Linked DNA regions of Homo sapiens: regions 2 and 3 are each linked to region 1. Evidence: chromatin contacts called from ENCODE Hi-C or POLR2A ChIA-PET data. All regions are on one chromosome and are shown on one strand. Each heading gives the region's core, a stretch centred on a gene start or an enhancer-like site at or near the end of the contact. The rest is flanking DNA. Distances are from core to core; before and after follow the strand shown. Region 1 holds the start of DDX17 (DEAD-box helicase 17). Region 2 holds the start of POLDIP3 (DNA polymerase delta interacting protein 3). Region 3 has its middle 22 kb from the start of SNU13.

Region 1 (4,546 bases), core at 1,480-3,979:
GCCTTTTACTTTTGAGCATATCCATGCCATCTTTAAATACGCACACTGTACTCTCTGGTATACTATGCTGCTCAAATGTTTTTATCCGGTCAGTAATTAGTTTAATTTGGCTTTACAAAAAAATTCACCTTTGAAGTCATATATTAACATTAAAAACCATACTACTTCAAATGTACAATGCCTATCATTTTTGCATCACACATGTGAAATACATGAACTGACCTCACCTATTCCTTTTTCAAAATAACCACCACTTCAACTGTGTAACACTCAGTTGAAACAACAGCAATTCAAATAATCAAGAACATTTCTTGGGAAAGGGAGAGTTGGGGCACAGATCTTATGAAAGAAGGCTAGTTCGTTTGAAATTTTTAAAAAATGTCATCTGATACTCAAAGTATGGATCAGTAATTCACTTTTTTCCTTTCAAATAACTTATTAAAGCATATATATGGTGAAAGGAAATATTAAACCAAACACCAATGGTAAAGAAATAGAACACTATTAGTAACTTGTAGCCCCTCTATGTGCCTATTTCAAGCTTACAACTTTCACCCTAATAACCACTACCTTGAATTTTGTTAACCACTCCCTTTCCTATCATATTTGCACATATCCTTAATTAAATGTGTCACCCTACCACAACGTGCTTTTTAACTCAACACTTCTGTGACTTATCCACATTAATCCAAGTTCTTTTCTCTTTTTCACGGCTGATTCAATTGTACGAATACCCACAATTTATGGAGACATTTGCGTTGTTTCCAATATCCTGTTAGCACGAATGCTGGTATATAAACTTTTCTGTACAAGGATCCTGGGGTACCTGTGCAAGGATTTCTCTAGGCATTACAGTCTAGGGTATAAAGCTTAGGGAGGAATTGCTGGGTCGTTTTCAACTTTCCTAGATAATCTCAAGTTCTTTTTCTAAGTCAATGAACTGAAATTCACTTCTAAACTTAGCAATACTGTCACACGCGAAGCAAACATTCCACCTCTCATCCTCTAAACAATGAGATAAAATATTTTCCTTCCTAATAAGGTATAAATCAAAATAATTTTGTAAAAAGTGGCAACTGAAGTGCTTGAGACTAGTAAATCCAGCAGTTGTGGATCTGAACCACAAAAGACAAAAACGTTTGGAGAAAATATCGTTAACAGAGCGCCTACTACAGTGAGACTATTACATCCATTATCTCTTAATTCCTGACAACACAGCAAAGTAAAGGCAATTATCACGTTCCTCAGAGGAAACAGGCTCACAAAAGGTAGGATCTTGACCAAGGTCACACACACACATATCAAGTGGCGTCACGTAACTCTTTGGGGAAGCGGGGGGGTCGGGGGAGACGGAGTTTCGCTCTTGCCACGGGCTGGAGTGCAATGGCGCGATCTCGGCTCACTGCAACCTCCTCCCCCCGGGTTCAAGCGATTCTCCTGCCTTGGCCTCCCGAGTAGCTGGGATTACAGGCATGCGCCACCAAGCCAGGCTAATTTTGTTATTTTTAGTAGAAACGGGATTTCTCCATGTTGATCAGGCTGGTCTCGAACTCCTGACCTCCGGTGATCCGCCCGCCTCGGCCTCCCAAATCGCTGGGATTACAGGCCTGAGGCACCACGCCCGGTCCACAATACCAAGAACTTTCTAGCGAGGCAGAATAGTTGACGCTGCAGTCCAATTAGAGAAAAAAGGCTGAAATATTAAGATTAAAACTAAAGTAACGACCCAAAAACCCATCCTTCCCCCAAACACGGTCATTTAGATGGCAAGCAACTCCACTGCTTTACATCCCAATGCATTTCCTCCGACTTAAAATATAACTGAAGAGAATTAAAATCTATTTCTAAAAATGAGAAGTTGGTCTTTTCGTCTCCCGTGCCTTAAACAGTGAACTCTGGGGAGAGAACGTCAAGGGTGCCATTTCGTGTAAGGCTTTCCTGGGCTGAAGTGTTCTCTCAGGAAGATCCGCGTTTTTCAGATGAACGCCGAGGCCTGGAGACATCGAACAGCCCGCCCGAAGCGGCCCGGCTCGAGAGCCGGGAAACCAGGCGAGGCGCCAAAGCCCGGGCCTGGGCTGATGCGGCCAGGCCGCCCCTCCCGATCCCCCGCGGGGCTGGGATGGGGCCGGGCCGCGCCACGACGGCCGTCCGCACGGAGAGGCCCAGCGTCGCCAAGCGGCCGCCCTCCTCGGGTCCCGAGTGACCCCGGGGCCGAGGTCCGCGCACGAAACCGCTGTCTCGCCTCGAGTCGCCTCCCCTCGCCTCCCGGGTCGAGAGCAAGGCTCCCAGGCTCGCAGTCCGCCGGGCCTCCCCAAGAAGCAACTCCCCCACCCCCACGCCAGGCCTCTCCTCTCCTCCCCCACCCTTACCCTCCACGGTCACGATCCCGGTCCCGGTCCCCAAAGCCTCCTCCGCGCATGGTCCCAAAAGGATAGAGATCTGGGAGCGGGGCACGGATGGCCGGGCTCGGGAGGGCCTGCGGCTCCGGTCTGGTGACGACCGATGGCGGCGGCGCCTCCGCTGTTGGGGCGGCGGCAGGCGCAGCGCTCTCTCGCTCCGACGCGCTGTCTCCCGTCGCAGACGCCACCGTCGCCGCCTCTCTCGTCGGAGACGGGAGCAAAACACAGAGAATCGGGGCTACAAAGCCGGTGGGCAGGTTTGGCTACGCTCAAACCGGGCAGTGCCGCGGTTTAGGCGTCTCCTTCCTTCCCAGCGACTGCACAAAATGGCGGCCGCCGCTGAGTCGGCTCCAACTTAACGCTGCGTACGGCGGAGACGATACGTAAACAGCGCCTCGGAATAGCCCGAGGGCTCCGCGGGGAACTACGGGTATTCTTGGAAGCACTTTACGTCAGTTGCGACGATGGGTGTATTTTGCGGTCTGTACAAGAAAAACAAAGTACGGAGCGAGCGTAGAGTTCTCGCGCCACCCGAACTAGAACGTGGGATGAGGTGGGAGGAAGCGCCTCTGGTGCGACGTAACATTCTTTGCGTCGTTAGCCGGCCTGCTGTTGCTAAGATGCGCAGTATGCGTAACGCATTCTGTTTAGAGAATAGAGGATTTTGCCTGATTCCGATCTCGGTACAGACCCCGCGGCCGGCTTGAAGAAGTTGCTTTGCAGAGACAATAACCGTCCTCCATATTGTTATCAAGTTTCAGAGTCCTCTGGCGCCAGAGGCCGGGAGGGTCTTAAATTCCGTGGCTGGCCTTCCTATATGGCGCCGCCAGCCCTCTCGCCCCACCGCCCTGGGCCCGCTGAGAATGGCGGCGGGCCCCGGCGCCATTTCCTTTCCGTTGCCTTTCGCTGCTCTGTCTCCGGCAGCCATGATGGAAGAGCCGTGTCCCTTTCTTTCCGGAGTTTGTGAGGTGGCGATGTCCCTTCCAGGTTAAAGTGCCCTCAGCTACATTTGGTTCACACTGAGGTGCATTTTCTGAACCGTATATTTTTACCGTCCCTGGCCGAGCACAGCTGTTGCTAATACAGAAACAAAATGTGCTTGGAGGCCAGGCATGGTGGCTCACGCTTGTAATACTAACACTTTGGGAGGCCGAGGCGGGAGGATCACCTGAGTCCCGGAGTTCGAGACCAGCCTGGCCAAAATGGCAAAACCCCGTCTCTACGAAAAATACAAAAATTAGCAGGACATGGTGGCGGGTGCCTGTAGTCCCAGCTACTTGGGAGGCTGAGGCAGGAGAATCGCTTGAACCCGGGAGTCGGAGGTCGCAGTGAGCCGAGAACGTGCCACTGCACTCCATCCTGGACGACGGGGCAAGAATCCGTCTCAAAAAAAAAATTGCTTGGAGCCCCAGTGGACTCCGTGGGCCCTTTGCTGCCGTTGAACGGCGCTCCTCAGAAGGCCCGGAGAAGACCCCAGCACTCTCAGGAGAACAAGGTTTCAGAGCGATGGTCTTTAGACACAGAAAGGGCGAAGGCTAAGGACAAGTGTTTAACCAGGCTAGTCCACGTTCTCCGCTCAATTCCTTCCAGACTGGCTTCCCTCTCCTTACCTGCTTCCTGTCGTCTCAAACTGCATTTTGAAGCCCCGCAAGCTTGGCCAAATGGCGTCACACGACTGTTGAGCTGTTAGGGCCCTCGAGACGGGCCCATCTAACGTCTCAATTCAACAGATGGGTAGAAGCGGGGAGATTTGGCCCCTCAGTGTGGGTGCTGAGTGTTTGTTTCCCAAATTTTTGGGAACATAGCATAAGAAAAGGAGCTTCAAAAAGAAAAAAAACATGGACCACTGATTTTTCTGTGGTTATGTGTTCTTTTTCCCCAAGTACGTTCTTAACATTGGCAAGTGAACCTCTTAAAGTGATTGAGACTCGCCTGGGTCATATTCTTTTTCTTTTTTTTGTCTGGAGTGCAGTGGCACAATCTCGGCTCACTGCAACCTCTGCCGCCCGGGTTCAGGCAATTCTCCTGCCTCAGCCTCCCGTGTAGCTGGGATCACAGGTGCTTGCCCTCGCACTTGGCTAATATTTGTAGTTTAGCTGGGGTTTCACCATCTTGGCCAGGCTGGTCTTGAACTCCTGACCTCGTGA
Region 2 (4,546 bases), core at 811-3,310, 4.1 Mb after region 1:
CTCAAAAAAACAAACAAAAAAAACCCTTCTCACATTTAATCCCGCTCAACCAGGAATCACCATTCCAAGTGAGGAAACTGCCTAGTTCAGAACTCCCCTGGCCAGGGAAACAGAACCCAACAGTGGCAAGTGCCAGGTGTATCCAGCTGCAAGGCCCCTGTTCCTGTGGATCCACACATAACCACCCCCCATTCCTGCAGCCCCACCTACTGCCCAACACAAAACTCTGCACACACTAAAACCAAAAACATAGAGATCAAATAGACTACAGTGCAGTCCACCTGCAGTCAGAAACTGGCGGAGTGACCTCAGAGAGAGAAGAACCTGGGGTGGATCATTCTGTCGTTTCCAAAGGAACCTACAAAACGTGGATGGACTTAGAAGTGGCCAGAGGAGCCAGCACCAGCTTCACATCAGTCACTAGATGGAGATCTGAGAGAGCTTTCACAGTCAGTAGTTGAGGAAACAAATACTAATGTGTGCCCGTTACGAACCACAAGCCAGGTAAGTGCTGGCTGCGAATTATGAGGTGGTGGTGGCAGTTGTAGTTGATACAAGTGTCCAGGATGGGGAAGGAGGTGAGGGATACATTTCAGACATCAAGAGAAAAACCTAACCACAGGCATACGGGTGGTATTAATAAACATCTGCGGAATGGCCGGGCCGGTGGCTCACGCCTGTAATCCCAGCACTTTAGGAGGCCGAGGCGGGAGGATCACCTGAGGTCAGGAGTTCGAAACCAGCCTGACCAACACAGTGAAACTTCCATCTCTACTAAAAATACAAAAATTAGCCGGGCGTGGTGGTGCACACCTGTAGTCCCTGCTACTTGGGAGGCTGAGGCAGGAGAATCGCTGGAACCGGGGAGGCGGAGGTTGCAGTGAGCCGAGATGGCACCACTGCACTCCAGCCTGGGCGACAGAGCAACACCCCGTCTCAAAAAAAACATAAAAATAAAAATAAACATCTGCTGAGAGAACAAATGTCTGAGAAAACAATATCTAACATATTTACATCCTGGCTATTTACAAAGACATTTAAACTTAATGTGTGTTGGGAAACTATTGGGCAAAGTTCTCACTTCTTCATACAGATGAACTCAGCTCACGAAGGCTTGAAATGACTAACAACATTTAAGGGTCTAGGGGAAGTTTGGGAGACATGACTGCAAATCACCTCCATGGCTCCTCAGCCAGCTCAAGCACTTTCTTCTCCCTAAGGAAATAACCAATCTCCTGCCCAACACACCAGTTTTTCAAGCCCATGTAGGAGGCCAACTCAGCCAGCAATTAAATCGCGCTCAGCCCGCCGCTCAGTTCTCCGTGGCCTCGGGCAAGTCACTCTACCACTTCCAGCCTCAAGTTCCCCATCAGTAAAAGGTGGGTAACATGAATAGCTAGCAGACAACAGGACTGTAAAAGATTAAATGAGGCATCGTGTATATGAAAGGGCTCAGAAAACTTAAAACGCCGCACAAAGAGAGGCGAGTGTTAACAGGGGCCGCGTGCAGGGGGATTTGGGCTTGCGCCTCAGCTTCGGCGGTCGGAGCAAGTCACTTCCCCGCTACTAAACTTCGGTTGTCTCAACTCTAAGATGGGTGGAGACCAGGCAGCGCCGAGATCACGGAGCGGGGCCCAAATGCCAGTCCACACAGGCAAGGAGGCTGCGCCGCCGAGACCCCAGGACCCCGGAACGCGGGGGCCCCAGGGGGCAGCCCCTCAGGTCCACGAGGCGGCACCCTGTCCCCGCCGCGGCCCCGTCGGCCTCCCAGGGCCGCCAGAGGGACTGCGCCTCGGCCAGTGGGCGGGCGGTCGGGGCCACGGCGGGGACGGCGGCAGCCGGCCAATGAGGAGCGCGGCTGTGGTCGGGGGCGGGCGCACCCGGTCCTCCGCGTCGCTCCCGGATCGCTACCTCCCCCGCCTCGAGCTCCACTAGGCCGAGGACCCTAAACCCCGAAGAAAGGAAAGGCCTCTCACCGTCCTTTCGCCGCCGCCCCGCGCTTCCTGATGAGTTCGTCCAGGGAGATGTCCGCCATCTTGCTCCGCCGAGCAAGCCGAAAGCAGTCGAGACCCCGCGAGCCCGCCCCTTCGGCCGCTAGGGAGCGACGAACTACTTCCGGCGTCCGCGGACCAACTCTCGCGACAGCCAGCTCAAAGCAGGCAAGAACCGGAAGGGGCGGGGACGTTCCCCGTGAGCCTTCGCGGTGCTGGCTGCTCATCTGCATACGGAAGTTCGGCACATTATGAATTATTTATTTTCCTCGAGGGAAAAAATTAAATGAAAAGCAACAAAATACATTATTAACAAGTGAGACAAACTTCAATGGAACTGGATCATGACCTCAACAGTCAACTACGATAGTCATCATACGCCTAATGAGAATAGAATTCATTACCTAGGAAATAAACTAAAAACGTCCTTATGCCTTAAACTTATGAGTAAGGAAAATAACGATTCGGGGTGACGCCCGAATCCTCACTGCTAATGTGAGACGAATTTTTGAGCGGGTAAAGGTCGCCCTCAAGGTGACCCGCCTACTTTGCGGGATGCCTGGGAGTTGCGATCTGCCCGACCTTATTCACGCCTAAAAAGTAGACTGACTGTGGGGTGGTCGTGTTTTTTGTTTCTTGTTGGTAGGTGGTGAATGCGTTTTTTTCGTTGTTTTCTCCGTTACTCAGGCTGCCAGTTGCTTGGCAGTCTTGTCGCTGGCTGTGGACGCTCTGCACTTCATCACCGTCCCCAGCTGCGCTTTGAGCCGGTCTAAGGTTGCCCACAGTATTGACGTTGGGACCCACGAAACTGGCAATTTCCATGTGTGCGGCCTTACCCAGTTCTCCCAAACTTCTGCGTATAACCGCTTCTCTGTGCTTCAGAAAGATAAGTCCGGCCCCGGCCTCACACAGCAGCTCAGTTCGTGACAGCGTTTAATATGTAAAATGGAGCAAATAATTTATAGGGCGTTGGGAGAGTTAAAGAGACTAATTCATTTACGTGTTAAATACAGGGAATGGCTTTTGCATTGATATAACCCCAGCCTCCAGCATGCGCCAGACCTGACGTAGGTGTTCGGCACATATTTTGTCCAATCACTCTAAAAATACACTCCATGCCCTTAGAACAGGTGGGGTTATGTCCTCTTGGCCATCAGGCATCAGGAGCTCCGTGCAGAAACTGGGTAAGAGGCCAGGAGCGGTGGCTCATGTCTGTAATCTCAGCACTTTGGGAGGCTGAGGCGGGTGGATCACCTGAAGTCAGGAGGTCGAGACCAGCCTGGCCAACACGGAGAAACCCCGTCTCTACTGAAAAAAAAAAAAAGAAAGAAAAAAATTAGCCGGGCGCGGTGGCACGGCCTGAAATCCCACCTACTCAGGAGCCTGAGGCAGAAGAATCGCTTGAACTCGGGAGGCGGAGGTTGCGGTGAGCCGAGATCGCGCCATTGCACTCCAGCCTAGGCGACAGAGCAAGACTCCGTTTCAAAAAAAAAAAAAAAAGAAAGAAAGAAAGAAACTGGGTAAGAGCGATCCTGCAATCCTCCTGCCTCAGCCTCCTGAGTAGCTGGGATTACAGGCCCGCCCCACCACGCCGGGCTCCTTCCCAGACCTCTTTTCCTCACCCATAGAACGGGACCATTAAGCCTTTCCTCCCTTCCAGGCGTGCCAGGAGGAACGCGCAAGAGGTGGGAGGAGGACAGGCTGGCCAGTGGGGTCAGCTGGGCAGTGTAGGGCAGATGCGGAGGACAATTTTATTTTTATTTTTGAGACGGTGTCTCGCTCTGTCGCCCAGGCTGGAGTGCAGTGGCACAATCTCAGCTCACCACAGCCTCCGCCTCCCGGGTTCAAGCGATTCTCCTGTCTCAGCCACCCGAGTAGCTGGGATTACAGGCGCACGCCACCACGCCCGGCTAATTTTTGTATTTTTAGTAGAGACGGGGGTTTCACAATGTTGGCCAGGCTGGTCTCGAACTCCTGACCTCAGGTGATCCACCTGCTTCGGCCTCCCAAAGTGCTGGGATTACAAGCATGAGACACAGCACCCGGCCTCCTTTCTTGTTCTTTTACAACTCATTTAGAGCTGTGTTGATTTTTAAAATTCTTCGTATAGGTAGGTGATACTGCCTGTGAATTCTGCAGCGTAAAGGGCCCGTTACAACTGTTATTTTAAAGGTGTTGGCCAGGCATGGTGGCTCACACCTGTGATCCCAGCACTTTGGGAGGCCGAGGAGGGTGGGTCACCTGAGGTCAGGAGTTTCAGACCAGTCTGACCAACATGGTGAAACCCCATCTCTACTAAAAATACAAACAAATTAGCCGGTGTGGTGGTGCACGCCTGTAATCCCCAGGTATTCCGGAGACTGAGGCAATAGAACCGCTTGAACCTGGGAGGCAGAGGCTGCAGGGAGCCAAGATCATGTCACTGCACTCCAGCCTGGGAGACAGAGCGAGACTCCGTCCCAAAAATAATAAATAAAGGTGTCGAGTCTGTATGGAGAATCGCTGCCTTAGAGCCCTCTCCCATTTTCTGAATGGGGAAACAGACCTGGAGAGGG
Region 3 (4,546 bases), core at 1,199-3,698, 3.2 Mb after region 1:
GGGCCATTTGCTTCGTGAGTAAACAGCAACTCCTTCTCATTGCATTCCTCTTAATGCAACATTAAGTCATGCAAAAATATACCCATTTTCTGTTGCCCTGAGAATTTGGGTTCCAGAATAAGTGAAATGAAGAGTTACTCCTCTTGTGTTTCAGGGGAGCTGTAGGAAATTCAAGATGAGAAAATGTCCTAGTATTTAAAGAAGGGGAAGAGGACAGGAGTGTCTTTTACCTTTTCTTCTTCTACATCCCTGCTCTGTCCTCCCTGTCCCTTTCCTGCTCATTCTACTGCCACTGCTTTTGAAGAATTAGCCTGAGGGAAGGAAGGAGAGCATCTGGAATTGTTGGTCTCCTCTGAGGATGTGAGTAAGGGTTTGCAGGTCCTGTGTCCTTCAGGACTAGAATGAGCAGCACCTCATGAGGAAGAGTGTAGGAGGGGCCAAATTACTCCTTTCAGCTTTGGATTCTTGGCTCTAAGCTTTATAGGTTTTTTTTTTAACCTGTTATTGCTTTTGTTTCTGTTTGAAAGGAGATACTGTATTTTTTTGTATTTCCTTACGTGTCTGGGCAAGAGGGGAAGATAATTCTCCCATTAGATGCTTAGAAATTGTTGAGAAATTGGACCATTCCCCTTAAATGGAGCAAGTTTGGAAACTGGATTCTATAGGGGGTTAATCTACCAAGGTAGATTGAAATTACACTAGTCACAGCCAGTCACCTGCAATAGGAGGGCAAGGAGTAGCCCCACTGAGCCCTTGGTATCCGACCCTGGATGCTGGAGCTAGTGAAGAGCAGCCCTGGGGTGAGCTCCAGGCTGGCTTTGCTGTGCACACTATGCCCAAGCCTACGCTCCTTTGCCTCCTACTTCCAAAATGGAGAGAATGAGAGTTCAGAGGTCAAACACCTACCAGAGCCAGGCAGGTATGTGAATGTTAGACAAATCACCCGAGGTCTGTGATAAACAGCAACAGAGTGATATTTCTCTGTAAATCAATGATGCCTTCTCTGCCTGCTGAGTCCCCCACCCAGGAGAGAAGAAATACCATGTTCCAGTGGAATTGGTTAGGCCTTTGGAAGCTCACGAGGCTGATTTAGCAAATTTACATCTTAGTGCCATCATATATACAAGTGACCTTGGGCAGTTTATGAGGCATTTTGAGCCTTAGCTTCCACATTCTTATAATAACGTCACATGGTGAAAATGAGAAAATACGTAAAAGAACATGGCACTCAATAGATACAGTTGGCCCTCTGCATCCGCAGGCTCCACATCGATGGATTCAACCTACATGGATCAAAAATATTTGGGGGCCAGGCGTGCTGGCTCACGCCTGAAATCCTAACACTAGGAGGCCCAGGCAGGCGGATAACGAGGTCAGGAGTTCGAGACCAGCCTGGCCAGCATGGTGAAACCCCATCTCTACTAAAAATACAAAAAATTAGCCGGGCATGATGGCGTGCACCTGTAATCCCAGCTACTCGGAAGGCTGAGGCAGGAGACTCGCTTGAATCTGGGAAGCAGAGGTTGTAGTGAGCCGAGATCGCGCCACTGCACTCCAGCCTGGGCAACAGAGCGAGACTCTGCCTCAAAATAAATAAATAAATAAATAAATAAAACTTGGGGAAAAAATCGATGGCTGCGTCTGTACTCTTGCTCTTGTCGCCCAGGCTGGAGTGCAGTGGCGCGATCTTGGCTCCCTGCAACATCTGCCTCCTGGGTTCATGCGATTCTCCTGCCTCAGCCTCCCGAGTAGCTGGGATTACAGGCGCACAACACCGCACCTGGCTAATTTTTTACTTTTAGTAGAGACGAGGTTTCACCATGTTGGCCAGGCTGCTCTCAAACTCCTGACCTTAGGTGATCCACCCGGCCAGGCCTCCCACAATGCTGGGATTACAGGTGTGAGCCACCGCGCCGGGCCAGACTTTAAATTTTGTCATTAGCCCGCCGGGCGCGGTGGCTCACGCCTGTAATTCCAGCACTTTGGGAGGCCGAGGAGGGCGGATCACCTGAGGTCAGGAGTTCGAGAGCAGCCTGGCCAACGTGGTGAAACCCCATCTCTACTACTAAAAATAAAAAAATTAGCCGGGTGTGGTGGTGGGAACCTGTAATCCCAGCTACTCGAGAGGCTGAGGCAGGAGAATCACTTGAACCCGGAAGAAGGAGGTTGCAGTGAGCCGAGATCACGCCACTGCACTTCAGCCTGGGCGACAGAGCGAGACTCTGTCTCAACAACAACAAAATTGTCATTATTCCATAAATAATACAGTATGACAATTATTGACATAGCATTTACATTTTATTAGGTATCGTAAATTATCTAGAGTATAATTTAAAGTATCCGGGAGGCCGTGCGTAGTTCATATGCAAATACTGCGCCATGTTACATCAGGGACTTGGGCAACCTCAGATTTGGGTATCCGCATGGAGTGCCCTCTGGCGCTTGACTTCTACCGCGGCCATCGCGCTTCCATCCGCCAGGTGGCGACACAGCCGGCGCGGAGCGCCGATCTGGGCCTGCGCATGCGCGCCACGGACGAGGCAGGCCGGGTGCCTGGGCCTGGGAGCCATAAGCCGGAGAGTCTGGCGGGCTAAGCTCAGCGGCATCCGGGTTCCTTGTGGCCGCCGCAGCAGCTCGAGAACACGAATCCGTTTGGCCAAAACTGAAACAAACACACGGATGCACATATGTCTGTTTACTTCTAGGCCAGGTGCAGAGGGAACGTCTGGAATGACACTCAACGAAAACTGCGGTTACTTGGGAAGATGAGCCTTTTACCTCTCAGCCTTTCCCCTTCTGTAATGTCTTGTTTTAATGTCTTGTTGAAAACCAGAAGAGGCCGGGCGCGGTGGCTCACGCCTGTAATCTTAGCAGTTTGGGAAGCTGAGGTGGGGGTGATCACCTGAGGTCAGGAGTTCGAGACCATCCTGGCTAACACGGTGAAACCCCGTCTCTACCAAAAATACAAAAATTAGCCGGGCGTGGTGGCAGGCGCCTATCATACCAGCTACTCGGGAGGGTGAGGCAGGAAAATCGCTTGAACCCGGGCGGCGGAAGTTGCAGTGAGCAGAGATCGCGCCAATGCACTCCAACCTCAAAACAAAACAAAACAAAAAAGTAAACAAAAAAAACAGAAGAAAGGCAGGGCAGGACCACGAGCTCTGAGGGAGATTAGTCATCCACTTCCTCTCCCTGCCGACTATCCAGAAATTCCATCCTCATTAGCATCCGTATTAGGAGAGGAAACACACCCAGGTTTTACTGGAACGGGAGCTATGTATTCAGCCTTTCTTGTTTAAGCCACACTGCCCCTGACTGTAAGGACCCTGATGCAACCTTCTCTGCATCATGTATGGAAGCAAATCCTACGTGGACTTCTATCTTCTGAGGACTCAGGCGGCTCGTGGGCCATGCCAGCACTTCTAGTGTTCCTCGCTACCCTGCAATTTTAGCATGACCATTTATTTATTTATTTGTTTGTTTGTTTATTTATTTATTTATGACTACAAAGATCCAGAAGACAAACATGACCATTTCTTTCTTTTTTTTTTTTTTTCTGAGATGGAGTCTTGCTCTGTCGCCCAGGCTGGAGTGCAGTGGCACCATCTCAGCTCACTGCAACCTCCACCTCCCGGGTTCAAGTGATTCTCCTGCCTCAGTCTCCTACGTAGCTGGGATTACAGGCATGTGCCACCATGCCCAGCCAATTTTTGTATTCCTAGTAGAGAAGGGGTTTCACCATGTTGGCCAGGCTGATCTCCAACTCTGGACCTCATGATCTGCCTGCCTTGGCCTCCCAAAGTGCTGGGATCAAAGGCGTGAGCCACCGCACCTGGTCCTTTTATTTTTATTTATTTTTATTTTTTTTGAGACTCAGTCTCGCTCTGTCGCCCAGGCTGGAGTGCAGTGGCACAATCTTGGCTCACTGCAAACTCTGTCTCCCGGGTTCAAGCAATTCTCCTGCCTCAGCCTCCCGAGTAGCTGGGTTACAGGCATCACCACGCCCAGCTAATTTTTGTTTTTGTTTTTTGAGACTGAGTCTTGCTCTCTTGCCCAGGCTGGAGTGCAGTGGCATGATCTCGACTCACTGCAACCTCTGCCTCCTGGGTTCAAGTGATTCTCCCGCCTCAGCCTCCCAAGTAGCTGGGATTACAGGTGCCCCCCACCATGCCTAATTTTTGTATTTTTAGTAAAGACGGAGTTTCCCTTTGTTGGCCAGGCTGGTCTCGAACTCCTGACCTCGTGATCCACCCGCCTTGGCCTCCCAAAGTACTGGGATTACAGGCGTGAGCCACCACGCCCGGCTAATTTTTGTATTTTAGTAGAGATTTTGTATTTAGTAGTAGTAGTAGTAATTTTGTATTTAGTAGAGATGGGGTTTCACCATGTTGGCCAGGCTGGTCTCAAACTCCTAACCTCAGGTGATCCACCTGCCTTGGCTTCCCAAAGTGCTGGGTGGGATTACAGGCATTAGCCACCGCGTCTGGTGGAAACATGACCTTTTTTTTTTTTTTTTTTTGTTTTTGAGACGGAGTTTCACTCTTGT

The links. Hi-C counts contacts between places; a loop is a spot of excess contacts on that map. ChIA-PET counts read pairs that join two places held with the same protein, here RNA polymerase II (POLR2A). Pooled maps may share reads with other maps.
Region 2: a loop to region 1 is called in a pooled map, with 21 times the contacts of the local background. The contact joins the promoter of POLDIP3 here to the promoter of DDX17 in region 1. A Hi-C loop is called at or near these places in 5 of 50 pooled maps. POLR2A ChIA-PET finds 5 or more read pairs at or near these places in 2 of 52 experiments (H1 and activated CD4-positive, alpha-beta T cell).
Region 3: a loop to region 1 is called in a pooled map, with 5 times the contacts of the local background. The contact joins the enhancer-like site here to the promoter of DDX17 in region 1. A Hi-C loop is called at or near these places in 2 of 50 pooled maps. POLR2A ChIA-PET finds 5 or more read pairs at or near these places in 2 of 52 experiments (H1 and T-cell).

Annotation. Positions count from the first base shown.
Region 1 is chr22:38,503,582-38,508,127 of GRCh38, forward strand. DDX17 (DEAD-box helicase 17) reads right to left here and starts at 2,730. Exons shown (of 13, transcript NM_006386.5): 1 at 2,370-2,730. The coding sequence starts at 2,656. RefSeq lists enhancers at 1,795-2,686, 2,566-2,755, 2,687-3,578, 3,156-3,565 and silencers at 2,006-2,175, 2,206-2,475.
Region 2 is chr22:42,612,823-42,617,368 of GRCh38, forward strand. POLDIP3 (DNA polymerase delta interacting protein 3) reads right to left here and starts at 2,061. Exons shown (of 9, transcript NM_032311.5): 1 at 1,977-2,061. The coding sequence starts at 2,035. RNU12 (RNA, U12 small nuclear) reads left to right here and starts at 2,422; the gene lies at 2,422-2,571. LOC124905127 (a long non-coding RNA gene) reads right to left here and starts at 1,957. Exons shown (of 2, transcript XR_007068118.1): 1 at 1-1,957. RefSeq lists enhancers at 281-824, 1,369-1,912, 1,913-2,456, 1,949-2,128, 2,209-2,268 and 1 more and silencers at 1,549-1,878, 2,419-2,478.
Region 3 is chr22:41,664,348-41,668,893 of GRCh38, forward strand. No RefSeq gene overlaps it. Among named protein-coding and RNA genes, the nearest start is that of SNU13, 22 kb to the right of the region's middle. Within about 2 kb of position 2,449, at least 39 of the 41 ENCODE cell types and tissues checked have a DNase peak (open chromatin) inside an H3K27ac peak, as active enhancers do.